Linked DNA regions of Homo sapiens: region 1 is linked to region 2. A link is an interaction called in ENCODE POLR2A ChIA-PET data of the cell type or tissue named here. Cell type or tissue: IMR-90. All regions are shown on one strand.

Region 1 (8,000 bases), 260 kb before region 2:
CTTATGAGGTAAGGTAAAAATAGAATACAAAGCTACATGTGTGATTTTGTTTTGTAGAAATAGTATATGTAAAATATGCAGATGATATGTATAAGCATTATGCATAGAAAAAATAAACAAGAACATCAAAAGGTTTAATGGTGTTGGGTTATTAGGTAATACAATTACAATTACAATGAGTAATTTTGGCTTTCCTCTTTGTATTTTTCTGTAGTTTCAAACTTTCCTTAATAAATAGATTTCCTTAATAAATAAATTTTATAGACAGATTTATTTCCAGAAGAATACCTCATTGGGTGTGTTCCACTCAGCCCTGAATCCTCACCTTGTGAATGAATGTGGTGTTTACTGTGTTTATTCTTTTAGTGTCAGTGCACTTGTTACACCTTCCTTCCCCAACACACGTATGTGTGTGTATGTGTGTACGCTCATGCACAGATGTACACACGTGCTCACCAGAGTGGCAAGAGGCCATTTGTAGGCAGCAGAACTGAGGCCTTGTATTGGAAAGCAGGAAGGAAGGCCTGAGCCCCCAGCTGCCTTTTCCTCCCCTGGCCACCTGCTTTTGGCCAAGGCAGCTGGAGAATATTGGTTTTTGGAATGAGATGGGTCATCATCTCGGAGAAAGGGCAGCACATCAGAAAAGCTGCAGCTCCCATGCAGAGCTCAGCCGTGGTAGTCTGATGTTTTTTCCTTTGGTAGCTATGACCCAGGGATTATAAACTGCTCTTGGCAGCGGATGCTGGGAAGAGGTTGAGTCTGAGAGTGGAGGAAGGCTGGAGTGTGTCTAGGTGTCTTTGATTCCTAGGTAGGGTGACCTGCATCTCATCACGGCTGTTTATTTGTGTGTTGTGGTCTTTAGGAGTAGGGTGGAGAATGTCATGTTAATTTCAGAAACAGCAGAAGAATGGAGTGGCTGTTTGGATCCTGGGCTGCGCAGTGGTGCCTCAGACAGGCAGCACAATCCTGCATGGAAAAGAAAGCCCCCACCTGAGTTTGAATGGAAGACCTTTCTGTCATCGGGAACACCTGCTGCACCCCAGGTGCTATTCTAGACACCAGAAATATAACAAATAAGTCTTTGAGGAAGAGGTCCTGTGTTGTGAGGGAGGAAAGACAAGCACAAATCATAATGATACGCTTTGACGATCCCTAGTTCTGCATCTGAGACTTGCACAGAAGCAGAAATTTAACCAGGTTAATCAAGTGCTGTAAATCAAGCAACGAAGTCAGTCATATCTAGGGAAGAAAAGCGCTCTTACTCCAAAGGTTTTTCCCCACTTTGATCTGCAGTATCATGTCATCTGAAATTGAAAAAGCAACTTTATACAGAAGCAGGAACAAATGGCTCATTTATTTTAAGTATCTTACCCGCCTGATATTTCTGCCCTTGAATATTTTCTTTAGTTACCTGGGAAACGTTTTTTTAGGACTGAAAACAGATATAAACCACACCACTGTTAATGACCATGAAAATGATGCAATTTGCATTGAAATCCTTAACTAATCTGTGCTGATTACCTAATTTCTCCAGGTGAGGACGGAGAAGCACGGTGTTTTCCTTAATGAGTAACAAAACCCACTGTAATGTGTTTGCTTGAAAGCTGCCAGGGAGTTTTAATAGATCTTCTCAAGGTTTAGTCCTAATCCAGATTCTGTGGGTTTTCACGCTGCTCTGGGCAAGCCAGCCAGTCTGCAGTGTGGGGGTTCCATGGGAAGAAATGAGTTCTGCAGCTGAGTTTGGATATGACAGGAACAAAAAGGACAGCCTCTGTGAGGTGGTAGGAGAAAGGACTGTGAGCCAAGGACATGTTGGGGGAACATTCCTCTGGCTGTCCTCATAGGCAGGGAGCAGCTGGAAATGTGACCGGGCCTGGGGCTCCAAGGTCAGCGTCCCTGAATACTTCTGGCCTGGGGCAGGATTTCCTGAAAGGGCTGTGACGATTGATGACCGCCACCAGAGAGCTCAGGAGGGTGGGACCTCCACAGAGGCAGCGTGCATCTGCAGTGGCTTAGCGCCTTCAGCGCCTTCATTCTCTTCCTAGGGCAGTCTAGACATTGGCTGAACATTGGCAAAAGCAGGGAGAGAGAAATCACATGGAGGCCCTGCTTTCTAAGAGGGAAAAGTCTGTAAGAAACTCGTGCCGTTCATTCTTCACCCATTCACCCATTCATTCGTTCATCCATTCATTTGTCCAACTGTGATTGCATGCCCGCCCTGTGTCGGCAGCATGTCTAATGGAAGGGCATTTGTAAAGAGGACTGAAAGAGTCTACCTTTAAGAAGCTTCCCTGAGGAATCGCCACACTGACTTCCACAATGGTTGAACTAGTTTACAGTCCCACCAACAGTGTAAAAGTGTTCCTATTTCTCCACATCCTCTCCAGCACCTGTTGTTTCCTGACTTTTTAATGATTGCCATTCTAAGGGATCTAGAACTAGAAATACCATTTGACCCAGCCATCCCATTACTGGGTATATACCCAAATGACTATAAATCATGCTGCTATAAAGACACATGCACACGTATGTTTATTGCGGCATTATTCACAATAGCAAAGACTTGGAACCAACCCAAATGTCCAACAATGATAGACTGGATTAAGAAAATGTGGCACATATACACCATGGAATACTATGCAGCCATAAAAAATGATGAGTTCATGTCCTTTGTAGGGACATGGATGAAATTGGAAACCATCATTCTCAGTAAACTATTGCAAGAACAAAAAACCAAACACCGCATATTCTCACTCATAGGTGGGAATTGAACAATGAGATCACATGGTCACAGGAAGGGGAATATCACACTCTGGGGACTGTGGTGGGGTGGGGGTAGGGGGGAGGGGTAGCATTGGGAGATATACCTAATGCTAGATGACGAGTTGGTGCAGCGCACCAGCATGGCACATGTATACATATGTAACTAACCTGCACAATGTGCACATGTACCCTAAAACTTAAAGTATAATAAAAAAAAAAAAGAAACTTACTAAATGACAAAAAAAAAAAAAAAAGAAGAAGCTTCCCATGCAGTGAGGGGCAAGTGTAAACAGGTATGTCTAGTATCTATTAAGGGAGATGATCTCCTCTCTTTCAACTTCTAGACTCTCCTGTGCCTGCCATTGTCAGCTAGCAAGTCTGCCCACCATATTGTTTATGAGGATGATTTAAAGCCTATGCCTTCCTCCGTTTTTCCCACTTGCTGTGGATAATAGCCATTTATTCAGGGGGTACCTTGAAGAAATAAGAGCATCCCTTTTTCTGCCTCTTGCTTTTGGGCCATTCTTCTTGGCAGCCTTCTCCAGCCAAAGCTCTTTCTCCAATGTACTGAGTTTTCTCAGATGGGGGTGGAGGGGACACTCCGCACATCTTGTCCTGGGCCTGCCCCCACCTCCATGCATTATGGGGCAGCCTCCTCCCAATAACTTCCTTGGCTTCCACCTCCATGCTTGCCCCTTCTCCTCCTCCCCTGTTGGCTCTGAGGGCCTTATTGGATCCCCGGTCCTGTCCTCTGTCATTCACACTGGGCTCTTTCTCCAGTATGGGGTTTGTTCATTCCCCAAACACACAAGTCCTTTGGTTTTTTGTTTAGTTTAGTTTTTTTTTTTTTTTTTTTTTTTTTTAAGACTCCAGAAGCTTTCCTGTCCACTCAACCAATCATCTTTCCCCAAACCCCGTTACTTATCCAGGTGCTGGTTCCCTGTGTCTGAGCTACCCTAGACCCGCTGTGTGGCCTTGGTTTGTTGTGAGGGTTGTATAGCATGACTTACGTCCCATCTCAGGTGGGACGATCCAGTAAAAGCCAATTCCCGACTCTTTTCTCATCATGCAAGAAAAAAGTGGTTTGGAACTGCCCTGATGTCGGGAGCCAACGTCCTGATGCTTTTATCCACCACCACCTAGAATGTCAGACTGGGGACGGTAGGGGCACTGCGAACAGATGGTCAAGGTTGCATAAGGAGAGTTTGCGTAAATGTCAGCAGGACAGGAGAGCATATTGGTGATGTTGGTACAGACAGGACAAGGCTGCAGTGGTGGAGGCTCCTGTCTTGCCCTGTTGGGACCCTCAGAGGCAGCTTTCCTAGGCAGGTTCTGAGAACGTGTCCTCACCACATGTGACTGGGTGCTGGATTTGGGGTCTGGAGCTACTTCCTTCTAGCATCTCTGGTCCTCATTCCTTGCCAGTGAGTCACTTCCCCTCCCCAGGGATGAGTGCTTTTGTTTGGGTAGTTGCTTTAGGCTGCGGGAGTTCCAGAGGACAGCGTGTGTAGGAGGGAGGGAGGGAGGGAGGTGGAACTGGCGCCTGCAGTGGGGCCTTCCTGAACCCCGACTTGAGAGACTGAGCAGATCCTTGTCTTCTGAGGCATGGGTTCCTCCAGGAGGGGGTCCTCCAGGAGTTCTGGTCAGGCCCTGAGGAGAAGGGGCAGGAAGGATACTCAGAGGTGGGCCTGTGTGTAAGGGGCGGCAGAATGGTGTCATAGTTCAGGCAGCATGGCATCCCTTCGGCTCAGGGAATCCTTTTCCACCCTTAGTTTGATGATCCTGACCCTCTGTCTGACCCCACCGTCCTGAGCCTTGGGCCTGCTGCTGCCTCCTCCTGGTGTGTGGGGATGGCCACTTTGGCCTGAACCAAATCAGGTGACTCATTCAACCTTCCTGTAGGATCTTTGTGGAAGGGAGAGAAGGTGGGGCCTCCATCTCCCAAGGAGCATATGTTCTAACAGAAACTAGATTGTTAGATTTTTTGTTCACTGTGAAGAAAGGTTATAAATCAACAGGAGCAAACCTCAAAAGGCGGACAGAGCTCCGCAGACAGCACGTGTGCTCAGCCCTCTCGGTGCACCCTTGCCAGACGGATATTTGGGAACCCTCACTCTTTCCAGGTCCCTCCCTGCTCTACAACCTACAATGGCTCTTTCTTGCCCATCTTGTCAACATTGGCCTGGCGCCACCTTTCAGGGCCTGAGATAATGTTTGGCTTTGCCTTGGCTTCTAGGTTTAATTCCCCACAATCACAGTTCTAGGCCTCCGCTGCCCTCTGGTCTTCCAGAATGAGGACTTTTAAACTTTTCTGGCTGGGATCCACAGTAAGAAATACCCTTATTATGCGTGATGAATGCAGGTATTTTTTTCTCTTATCTTTCATTCTTTTTTACTTATTAAAAAATGCTGTTCGTGACCCAAGAAATTAATTTCATGGCAGACTCATGAGTGGTGACCCCCAGTTTGAAAAGCAGGGCTGATTTAACACAATACTAATCACGGAAGCTCAAGTAACAGCCAAGAAGAATGGCAGAGCTGGAAACTGCCAGTGCAAGCTCATCAGCCGTATCCTGAGGGAGAAGTGACCAATCAAATCTGATAAGAAGTTGGTCCAAAAACATACTAGAGCAGTGGCCTCCAATAATTTTTTTTGATTGCACTGATTGTAACAATTTTTACATCAGTAAAAAAATAAGCATACAACTTCAATATATGTCTGGTTATTTATTTTGTTACTATCAGCAGTAAGGTTGCAAATCTGTTTTCAAAGGTTTTGATAATTTCAGATGTTTTTCCGGTTGACATCTTATCAGATCTGTTCAGGCAGTCTCCTCACTCTGGGGACAACTGCTCTCCCCCAAACCTTCTTCCTTTCATATTGCCCTTCCTTTCCTGACACAACCACTGTATCAGTCTGTTCTCATACTGCTATAAAGATCTACCCAAGACTGGGTCATTTATAAATAAAGGAGATTTAATTGACTCATAGTTCTGCATGGCTGGGGAGGCCTCAGGAAACTTACAATCATGGTGGAAGGGGAAGCAGGCACATCTTACATGGCGGCAGGTGAGAGAGAACAAGCAAGAGCAGGGAAAGCTACCTTATGAAACCATCAGATCTTGTGGGCACTCGCTCCCTATCACAAGAACAGCATGGGGGAAATTGCCCCCATGATCCAGTCACTTCCCACCTGGTCCCTCCCTTGACACGTGGGGATTATGGGGATTACAATTCGAGATGAGATTTGGGTGGAGACACAGAACCAAACATTGTCAACCACAAAATCTCCATTTGCTCCTTCTGTCCCCCAGAAATCTGGAGGGAGTTGTCTTTGACACCTCTCTTTCTCTTGTCACCTCAACCATTCACTTACTGTGTTCTGGGGACTTGACTGCCCAGTAGACAGTCAGCTCTTCCCACCTTCTCCTGCCACATTGCTTCCTTTTTCCTCCCACTCCTCACAAGAGCCTCCCTCTCCCTGGGATGCTTCCCTCCCCCCTCCACAAGGCCAACTCCTACTCACCCCTCAAGCCACCACGTATAGGCCACTGCCTCAGAGGGATCTTCTCTGATCACTGCCCAGGGCACTTTCTGAGGCACCTTGGACTTTCATGGCTCTTAATGCAATTTTATTTTTATACTTATTTATGATTTAGTTTGTTTAAAGAGTGTAGTTCTCCAGCATCGAGGCTGTAATTTCTTGGTGTGTGTGTGTGTGAGTGTGTGTGTGTGTGTTTGTGTTCAGCACTCAGGCCATACAGTCTAGATAAATATTTAATATAACAACCCTATGAGGTAGTTACAAACAGTATCCCTCCCCCCCCCATTTTACAGATGAAGAAAGGTTAATTGCCAAAGGTCAGCTAGTTAATAAATGTGAATGCTAGCCTCACACCCATTTCTTTCCAATTACAGTGTGCACACTTACCAACAATTCTAGATAGTTGATTTACTATCTCATTAGGCTAAGGCTTGAATTTAAGTCCCATCTACCTTGCTTATGCCAGACCATCCCTCTACAGCGATTCTGCTAGTTTGAGTTGTACTTAGGGTCTGAATGAACAGTTTACCCTGTGTTGTTCTGGATAATAACACCATCATTTTCCCCATGGTTCATCTCCCAGACCATTCCCACAGCACTGGAGAGGACCTGAGCCTACCACCTATTGAGTAAATAATTACTGATTAGTTGATGGTTATCAGGGACTTGGCAAAGACTTCATTTGACTTCCAAGTTAAATCCCCTGACTTGGTGCAGACCTGTTCTGCAGCCAAGAGCAAGAAGACCACACCTCTGATTCAAAGGCATTTTAACTGTTCCAATTTGCACTTGTTGGCCTTCTTCCTGGTGGATCTCAGTGTAATTTCTGACTGAGAGCCAAGAATTTAAGGGTCTTCAATACCAGGAGTAATTTCATGAGTTGCTGATGGCTAATTAGGGATGATTACAGTTAAGAGGCTTTACTTTCTTAATAACCCGCAGAAAGGGCCTGTGGTAACTTAAAATCTTGATTCTTTTTCCCTGAGAATGGAATTGTCTGGTTCTCATGACTATCTTTTTGTAAATCCTTGTCCTTTATTTTCCCACCCACATTTTCTGGTGAAAAGGAAGTCTGAAGTCTCTGGAAGAAACAAGAAAATAATGATCTTAGAGAACTCCACCTTTATTAGAAAGGATCCCTGGCCCACCTTGGAACCTTGCTTCATTTGTCTTTCCCTTCAAGGAGTTGCAGCAGGAGAGGAGACTGGGCCATGTTCTGTTTTATTCTCTAAGTTTTACTACGTTGCAACCAACCCGCCCATCCTGGGCTTTCTGTTGCTATTCATAACTTGCCTTTGAAACTATTGGCTCACTTGACAATTTTTAGAAATTTTGTTTAGTGAGGGCTTCTGAATGAAGTAGTATTTATGGGCGAGAGATTTTACCTCCATGTTTTCACTGTGACAACGTATTTTAAGTGTTGTTTGACCTCTTCTTGCATCACCATATTAGTTCATTTTGCATTGCTATAAAGGAATGCTTAAGACTGGGTAATTTATAGAAAGGTTTATTTGGCTCCCAGTTCTGCAGGCTGTACAAGAAGCATGGTGCTGGCTGGCATCTGCTTCTGGTGAGGACCTCAGGAAGCTTTCAATCATGGTGGAGAAGGAAGGGCAGCCAGTGTGTCACACGGCAAGAGAGGGAGTGAGAGAGAAGGGAGGAGGTGCCAGACTCCTTTTAGGCTCTTTTTAA
Region 2 (8,000 bases):
GGATGGTCTAGATCTCTTGACTTGGTGATCCACCCGCCTCAGCCTCCCAAAGTGCTGGGATTACAGGCGTGAGCCACAGTGCCTGATTGGCCTTTTCACTCCTCCTCCTCCTGCCGCAGAGCATGTGCATAGGCTGGTGCTACTGCTTGGGATGTCTTCCTCCCTACTCCTCCTTCACAGAGCTAACTCCTACTCATCCTTCAGATTTCAGTTCAGTTCAGAAGTCACTTCCTCAGTAAAACCTTTCCTGATACCCTGGACTAAGTCGTTTCTCTATTGTATATGCCCTGGGAGACTTTGCCATCACAGCACTTGCTACAATTTGGCGTTTATACAGTTGCTTGCATTTTTGTGTATTTAATAAAATTAATGTGAGTCCCTCTGACATCTCCACCCGCTTCTACTCAGCACTAGACAGATATTTCTGAACAGATGTCAGTATGAAAGGCTTCCCAGGAGTCGTAGGTCTGGAGCTCAATGCTGAAGGTGGGTTTGTGAAGGCAGATTGGAGAACCAAGGATAGTCTGGACAGGTGAATAGAAGAAACAGAGCCACTGAGGTGGGAATGCCTTTGCTGTGTTTCTGTAACAATGAGGAGAACCATTGAGTAGTTACAGGCCCAGTTGAAGAGGGCGGTGTCCTTGAAACCTGCCTTAGGAGTCGGATGCGGATATTCTGAGGATGGTGAAGGACCGGATGGCTGTGAGGAGAGGAGTAACATGATGAAACATGTTGAAAGTCACTTGTTAGTGGGTTTTATTAAACCCCAAAACGGGGAGCTCAGTAGCCAAGAGCCCTCTGGGAGGCTGCTAAGGGACATGCCGTGAAGGTGACAGAGGACATCCAGTCTAAAAGTCCCCACTGAGCTCCACTGCCCCCCAGGTGCAAAGCCTGTGCTAAGCATGGCAGCTCACAAGGACTGGGCAGAGGCACAGACAATTCTCACTCATTGGTTTCTGCAGTCAAAAGTTGAGACTGGCCGGGTGCTGTGGCTCACACCTGTAATCTCAGCACTTTGGGAGGCCAAGGTGGGCAGATCGCTTGAACTCAGGAGTTCGAGACCAGCCTGGGCAACATAGTGATACCCCACCTCTACAAAAAATACAAAATTAGCTGGGCATGATGGTGCATGCCTATAATCCCAGCTACTCAGGAGGCTGAGGCAGGAGAATCGCTTGAACCCGGGAGGCAGAGGCTGCCAGTGAACTGAGATCACGCCACTGCACTTCAGCTTGGGCCACAGAACAAGCCCCTGTCCCCCGACTCCCAAAAAAAAGATGGTGCGAGCTGGGGTTCCTTGGAGTTTTCCCCTGAATTCCTGGATGATGTCATACCAGAACATTCTTTTGCTGAAGCCATCAAAACTCTCTTCCTGCTACAACCTTCCTTTTCCAGTGTCTCCCAAGTCTGCTTCTCAGTGTTTTGAAGAGAGACACACACACACACACACACACACACACACACACACACAAACACAGACTTTGTTGAGCACATGGCCTGTTGTTCAGGCGTCGGGATTCGCTGAGTGGACCCACGCATTCAAGTGCCAGCCTTTTCCACCTGATGAACCCGTGTGCTTTTATCGCTGTTGAGTGCTTTGGCCGTGTACCAATAGACTCTGAATGAAACGTGTGGATGTGCACACACATATCTACATATACATGTATACATACATGTAGACACATGTATATACATACACACATATGCCCTATAAATACATACTCTGATACACCCACATATCTATACCATATGTACACATGCATACATAATATACACATATGCATGTACACACATAAAACATGTACATGCGTACATATGCACACACACACACACATACCTATACGTATACATACCTATTTTACTGAGATGGTAATAGCAGGGGATAGGAAGTCAAGCCGTCCTCCCCTGGGTATTGCCTGCAGAGGTGCTACCACTTCCTCTGCCTCTGACTTTCTCTGGTTTCCAAGACCTTTACTTTATGTGGCAGTTTGTACCAGAATTCCCTTCCCTGACTTCCTTCTCAAAGCTCTCAACAGCCTCAGTTCCTGACGGGAGAAACCCCAGCCACATCATCTTGCTGGAGGATACGTATCTATTCTGTGTTTTAACACATATATCCGCTCAGATAGTTAGACATTTTCCAAAGCTGTAAAACACCGGCCATGACCTCCCGCTTCTGCTGAAGCTGTCAAGCCGCTTTCTTGACAGTTGGCCAGACTGGCTTACTACTGGCAGAACCCCTTTCCAACTTACTTTTTATTAAATATAACATTTTAAGATGTAACACAACATGTCACACAGCATGAAGAGTTTTGAACGGCATGGTGCCTTTTCATAATGGCATTTGTTTTCAGTCGTTTTTTCCTGCTTTGGATTTAATGTGACATGAGAGAAATAGGAAACATTTCAGAAAAAGGTTGGGTAACTTGGACAAGGTTCACTTAGCCAAATCCCATGAAACTATGTGTCTAGGAACTTTCTACGAACAGGAAGCTACTGCTGTTCCCTGTTCAGGTTTTAAGTGTGCAGGATGCAAGCTGTGGCACTTCCCAGGACTCTAGACAAGTTTTGCTCATTCTTTCTGTGAGAACAATGGTCTTGCATGACCTGGACTGCTGGTTTACCTCTGCAGCCTCACCAGGTATCAGCTTGTGCTTTCTACTTCAGCGATGAGGAATGTCTCCCAGCATCTTGTGTGCTTCGTGGTCCTGGCCTTTGGATATATCTCTGCCTGGAATGTTCCTCCTTCCTCCCCTCCCCTTCACATAATAAACTCCTTCTCCTCTTTCACAGCTATAATTTCACATTTATTTGTGTGACTAGTTAATTCATACCTGTCTTCCCCATGAAATTGTAGTTGCAGGAGGTCAAGGACCTGGTCTCTTTTTAAAATTATTTATTTGGTACTTACTATACTGTCTGGAATAAGATCCTCAATATGTATTTGCTGAGTAAACGAATCCATGAATGAATAAATGTTGATTGTCCCATAAGGGCAGGGACTCTGTCTTAGTAATTTGCTTATTTCTAGATCCTTGCACAGTGCCTGGCCTACAATAGGTGCTCAATAAACATCTGGTGAATGAACAAGCATTGCTTCATACATGGCACCATGCCAGGCACTGTCCTTGACCTTGAGAGGGTGAGCATTTGCTTAGGGAGAGAATATGTACTCAGAGGAAAGAATTAAGAGTTTAATCGGGCACTGAAGGTAGCATTCTAAGTCAAATCTGAATTTGAATCCTGGTGGCTCTACCACTCTCTAGCAGTGTGGGTTTTAGCAAGTTACTTAACCTCTCTGAGCCAAAGGTTTCTCATCTGTAAAATGGGATAGTAATAGTGTCTACTTCTCTAAGAGTGATATGAACTAATACATATGCAGTGTCTCACACAGTACTTGGTACAATGCAAGCACTCTAGCCAGGTTGGGTGTCATTATAATCAATTTAGGAAATCTCTGTGCAATATTTTAAGTGTGGTGAGGTCATTGACAAACAGTATGACTCTAGACAAGTATTTTCACTTTTCTGGGTGTCAGTTTTCTACTGTGTAGTATGAAAGGATTGGGTGGGGTCTTTCCAGCTGTGATGGTCCATGTAGTGCAGAGATAGCAAGATTAGTAGGATATCTTACTTATTAGTAGGATTAGTGGCTATGACAGAGGAAGCTTCCAGAAGTCACATCTGCAAGGTCAGGTAGAATTTATTTAGGCAGAGAATAGAATGTGGGACACGCCAGCCTGGGGAACAGTGTACAAAACCATGGTGGTGGAGAAGGAGCACAGGGCATTTGGGGAAGAGGTGATGGTGGGAGGGTGGTTCTTTAGGAGTGGTGGGAAAGGAGGAGTATAAAGCTACAACAGGTTCTTGAAGGGAGGGTGACCTGAAGAAGGAAGGTTTGGGGAATAATATAGCTTGAGTCAGACAAATGGGGAGAGGGCAGGAAACTTGGAGTCAGGGAGATCAGCTAGGAGAATGTGTAGCTTCTAACACAGGCTGATGAAGGCCTGAGCTGGGATTTGGCAGAAGGAGTGAAAGGGAGGAGGAGAACTCACAATGAATAAATGACATAGCTTGGTGGTAGAGCCAATAATAGGGATTGAAAGAGGTTTCTAGAATGTTTGTTACCATTGACAGAGATGCATCCTTGTCCTTGAGAAAATTGGGTTGCGCTCTAGAAATGTGCATTAGTGATTGGCAACCCAGCAGAAGATTGAAAGCTGGCAGCCAGGGGGTGCAGAAAGAGGGAACAGAAGCAGAGGTTGACAGCCACCTCCCATGTCCAGCACCAGGGCAGACCCATGCAGTTCTGCACAGGTTTCATGCAGCTGATGGGAGTAGGCCAGGGGATTGGGTAGGAGACAGGGGCATGGTGTTAGAAATCCAGAACAGAAACAGAGGCAACTTTCTGGGCCATAGGAGGGAGGCTTCCTTTATTTAACTGGCTGCCCTAGGGGAAGCAGAAAGTCCCCAGGCCCCCATGAGATCCAAGCAGGATGGGAGTAGGTAGGTGATCTGGCCTGCAGCAGGTGACTTTGTTGGGGAGGTATGCCCCAGTGGTGCCATAGCTGTAGCCCATTGGCAGCACAGCACAGCAGTGGGAAGCTCTGCTTGGAGTATCTTTGGGTTCCAGAGTGGAGTAGTGAGGTGGGGGGTGCAGTGGTAACAATGACATTTCAATCACGTGGACCTGTTTACAGCTGAGCTCTACCACTTACCAACCATGTGGTTGTGACCAAGTCACTAAGCTTGTGTGAGCCTTAGGTTCCTTGTCCTCCGTAGGCAAGGATTGGCTGAATTAATTTATATAAAGGGTCTAACATATAGTAGGTGCTCAAAAAACACTAGACATATAAAATTTACAAAAGGTAGGACTAAGCCAGTTACATCCTAATGCCTGCTAAATCCAAATGCAGCTAAAAAGGGAAGAGAAGTTCCTGTCTCCTCTCTGTTTTCTGCACAGCATAGACCATACCTGACAGATCAAAAGGAAACTTCCTCCTTGCAAGGCCTCCTGATGGCTGCAGTCTTCACTGTCTAGCTTTCAAGTATAAAACTAACCTTTCATTTAAGTAGCCAAACATCAATTTTTATGTTAGCTATGGCAGTGCATTCCCAGGGTGTCAGCTAGTAGGCTGGTTACAAGCGAGGTCTCCTTTCTCTATCCTAGTTCAGAAGCATCAGTTAGAGCAGAGGTTCTCCAGGTGTGGCTCCCGGACCAGCAGCACTGGCATCACCTGGGAACTTGTTAGAAATGAACCTTCTTGGGCTCCATACTAGACCTACTGCATCAGAAACTCCAGGGAGTGGGGTCCATGTCCATCAGCCTTTGTTTTAATAAAAGACCCCCAGGTAATTCTGATGTACGTTAGAGTTTGAAAGCCACTGAATCAGAGTGTTGTGGAAAATTAGAACTGTGTTTAAGTATGAGCAGTGCTAAGAAGACTATTGATAGAAAATTGAGCCAATGATTTTTTTTCAGGGTTTAAAAGGGATGTTTTTGTGTGTGATGACACCTCAGTAATGCTGCAGAAAGAAAAACAAAATAAAAATTTAAAAAGAAATTTTTGTTCACTGTTTCTAATCCGGATACCCAAGCCTATTAAAACAGTCAGTAAAGTAAGATTCAGTAGGGCACTTCTAAAGTTTCTAAAGGACATTGCCTTTAGAAATGCCCTTTAAAATATGTTCAGTATTAACTTCTAAAGTTTAAATTCCAAGTGTGGGATGGAAGGTTTGGGGTATTAGGCAATTGATAAGCTGTGTGTTTTTGCATTTAAGCTTTAATAATGGAAAGCGCCCAAAACCTTTTCTTTTTCAGAACAGGAAAAGCTAAGACTTAGTCTCACCCCTCTTCTGACTTTTTCAAAACAGTTTTCTAATTCCAGAGAAGAGCCTGAGCTCTGAGAATCATTCTCCTCATCTTATTTTCCATAACTTTGTCCTGGAAAATGCAGTCTGGGGGAAAGCATTTTAAATAGTAATCATCTGAGTCTAGTCCAGAATTTGGAATCCAAGGGCAGGCGGATACTTTGTCATAAACAGGAGCAATAATACGTAGATAATGCAGTCAGTGGAGGAAAAGTCTGGCGCTGCTGTGGCTCTGACTGCTCCTGGATTAGTTACTAGACCAAATGCTGCAAACTGGTCCATTGCTTTGCTTTGAGCAAGCACCTTATTTTATTTAACCCCTGCATATACACTTAAGACATTGTATCCACATGTTTCTAATTCATTTACACTTCACTCATCAGCATCTGTTGGGTAAGCACCCTGTCACCTCCAAGTTTTATGAGCTGTGTTTACTAGGCTGCAATTCTTGAACAGGGATATCGTATATTCCACAAAAAAAGAAAAAAAAAAAAAGAACTTGAGCCTGGGAAGTGAGGACTTCAGTGCTCAACTTGGAGTGAACTTGTGAAGTTTGAATGGATCTGCAACTAAGCACAGATGTTCCCTATTCTCCAGGAACAGCTTCACATGTTTATGCACAGAATCTCCTCTTTTCGTACCTGAGTTTTTCTCTCCACTGAAATGACAGTGGGAGAATGTGCAATTGTGGGAAAAGCTTGAACCTCGTTTCCTTCCACTTTTTGTCCCCTCCCATCCCTCCCAAAGTCTCTTCTTGGTGACTGAGAGCAAATGCAAACCTATGCAGTAGCAAAGCTCCCTAAAATCCAAAACCTCAACACTTTAGCAATATTTTGCTTCCCTAGAAGGCAGCATTCCCTTTTGCAAGTTTCTTCCACTTAAGCAAAATTCCTAAGAATACAGCAAGAAGTTTTGTAGTTTTTTGTTGATTTTGAATAGAGATGGGAGGGACCTCCCATTATTAATAACTGCACAGAAGGATTTTGTTTCTAAGAACCTGAATTGTTAGTGTTATTTTCTAGATTTTTTTAAAAATTGGTTTTTATTTTCTATTCCACGTTATGTGTGTACATGTTTTATAGAGTCAAATAGTTCTAAAAGTTTGCCTCTTCCCTAATCTTTCCTATTCCTCAACCATTTTAGCTGTTCTTTTGATTTTTACCTTATCTGTAAATAATACTTATATTGTTAATTCTGGGTTTTTACATTTCACATTTGTTCTGTTGAAAATGAAGATCTTCATGAAACAACAGGTGCTAGAGAGGATGTGGAGAAATAGGAACGCTTTTACACTGTTGGTGGGAGTGTAAACTAGTTCAATCATTGTGGAAAACAGTGTGGCGATTCCTCAAGGATCTAGAACTAGAAATACCATTTGACCCAGCGATCCCATTACTGGGTACATACCCAAAGGATTATAATTCATGCTACTATAAAGACATATGCACACATATGCTTATTGCAGTGCTATTCACAATAGCAAAGACTTGGAACCAACCCAAATGTCCATCAATGATAGACTGGATTAAGAAAATATGGCACATATACACCATGGAATACTATGCAGCCATAAAAAAGGATGAGTTCATGTCCTTTGCAGGGACATGGATGAAGCTGGAAACCATCATTCTGAGCAAACTGTCTCAAGGACAGAAAATCAAACACCGCATGTTCTCACTCATAGGTGGGAATTGAACAATGAGAACACATGGACACAGGGAGGGGAACATCACACACTGGGGCCTGTCGTGGGGTGGGGGGATGGGGGAGGGATAGCCTTAGGAGATATACCTAATCTAAATGACAAGTTAATGGGTGCAGCACACCAATACGGCACATGTATACATATGTAACAAACCTGTTAAAGTATAATAATTAAAAAAAAAAAGAAAATGAAGGTCTTGCCCTCTTTCATTATCCTCTCCCTAGACCTCACCATGGATACACACTCCCCATCCTGCACCCTCTCAATATAATTATTGTAATTTAGCTTAGATTAATAACCATTGCTTACAGTATGATGACTATGTACATGCACTTCACACTGGAGCCATGTGATATACTCCCTTAGGTCAGATTTCCAGAGCACTGATCCTAAAGCAGAGATTTGTGCCCAGTGTTCCTTGGGGC

Evidence for each region. Peaks named below come from ENCODE experiments on the same cell type or tissue, not always from the same donor. Only the 100,000 strongest peaks of a DNase experiment are listed, where the experiment ranks them.
Region 1: POLR2A ChIA-PET joins it to region 2 with 13 read pairs; 2 of 35 experiments call an interaction of 5 or more read pairs at or near these places.

Annotation. Positions count from the first base shown.
Region 1 is chr15:71,132,392-71,140,391 of GRCh38, forward strand. The region is part of intron 1 of THSD4 (thrombospondin type 1 domain containing 4); the gene reads left to right. Among named protein-coding and RNA genes, the nearest start is that of CT62, 21 kb to the left of the region's middle. In IMR-90, a CTCF peak has its summit at 4,609 (motif pointing left); DNase peaks (open chromatin) are centred at 4,210 and 4,640; H3K27ac peaks cover 1,479 bases.
Region 2 is chr15:71,394,483-71,402,482 of GRCh38, forward strand. All of the region lies in intron 6 of THSD4 (thrombospondin type 1 domain containing 4), which reads left to right. Among named protein-coding and RNA genes, the nearest start is that of THSD4-AS1, 210 kb to the left of the region's middle. In IMR-90, no CTCF peak of the experiment used is centred here; no DNase peak of the experiment used is centred here.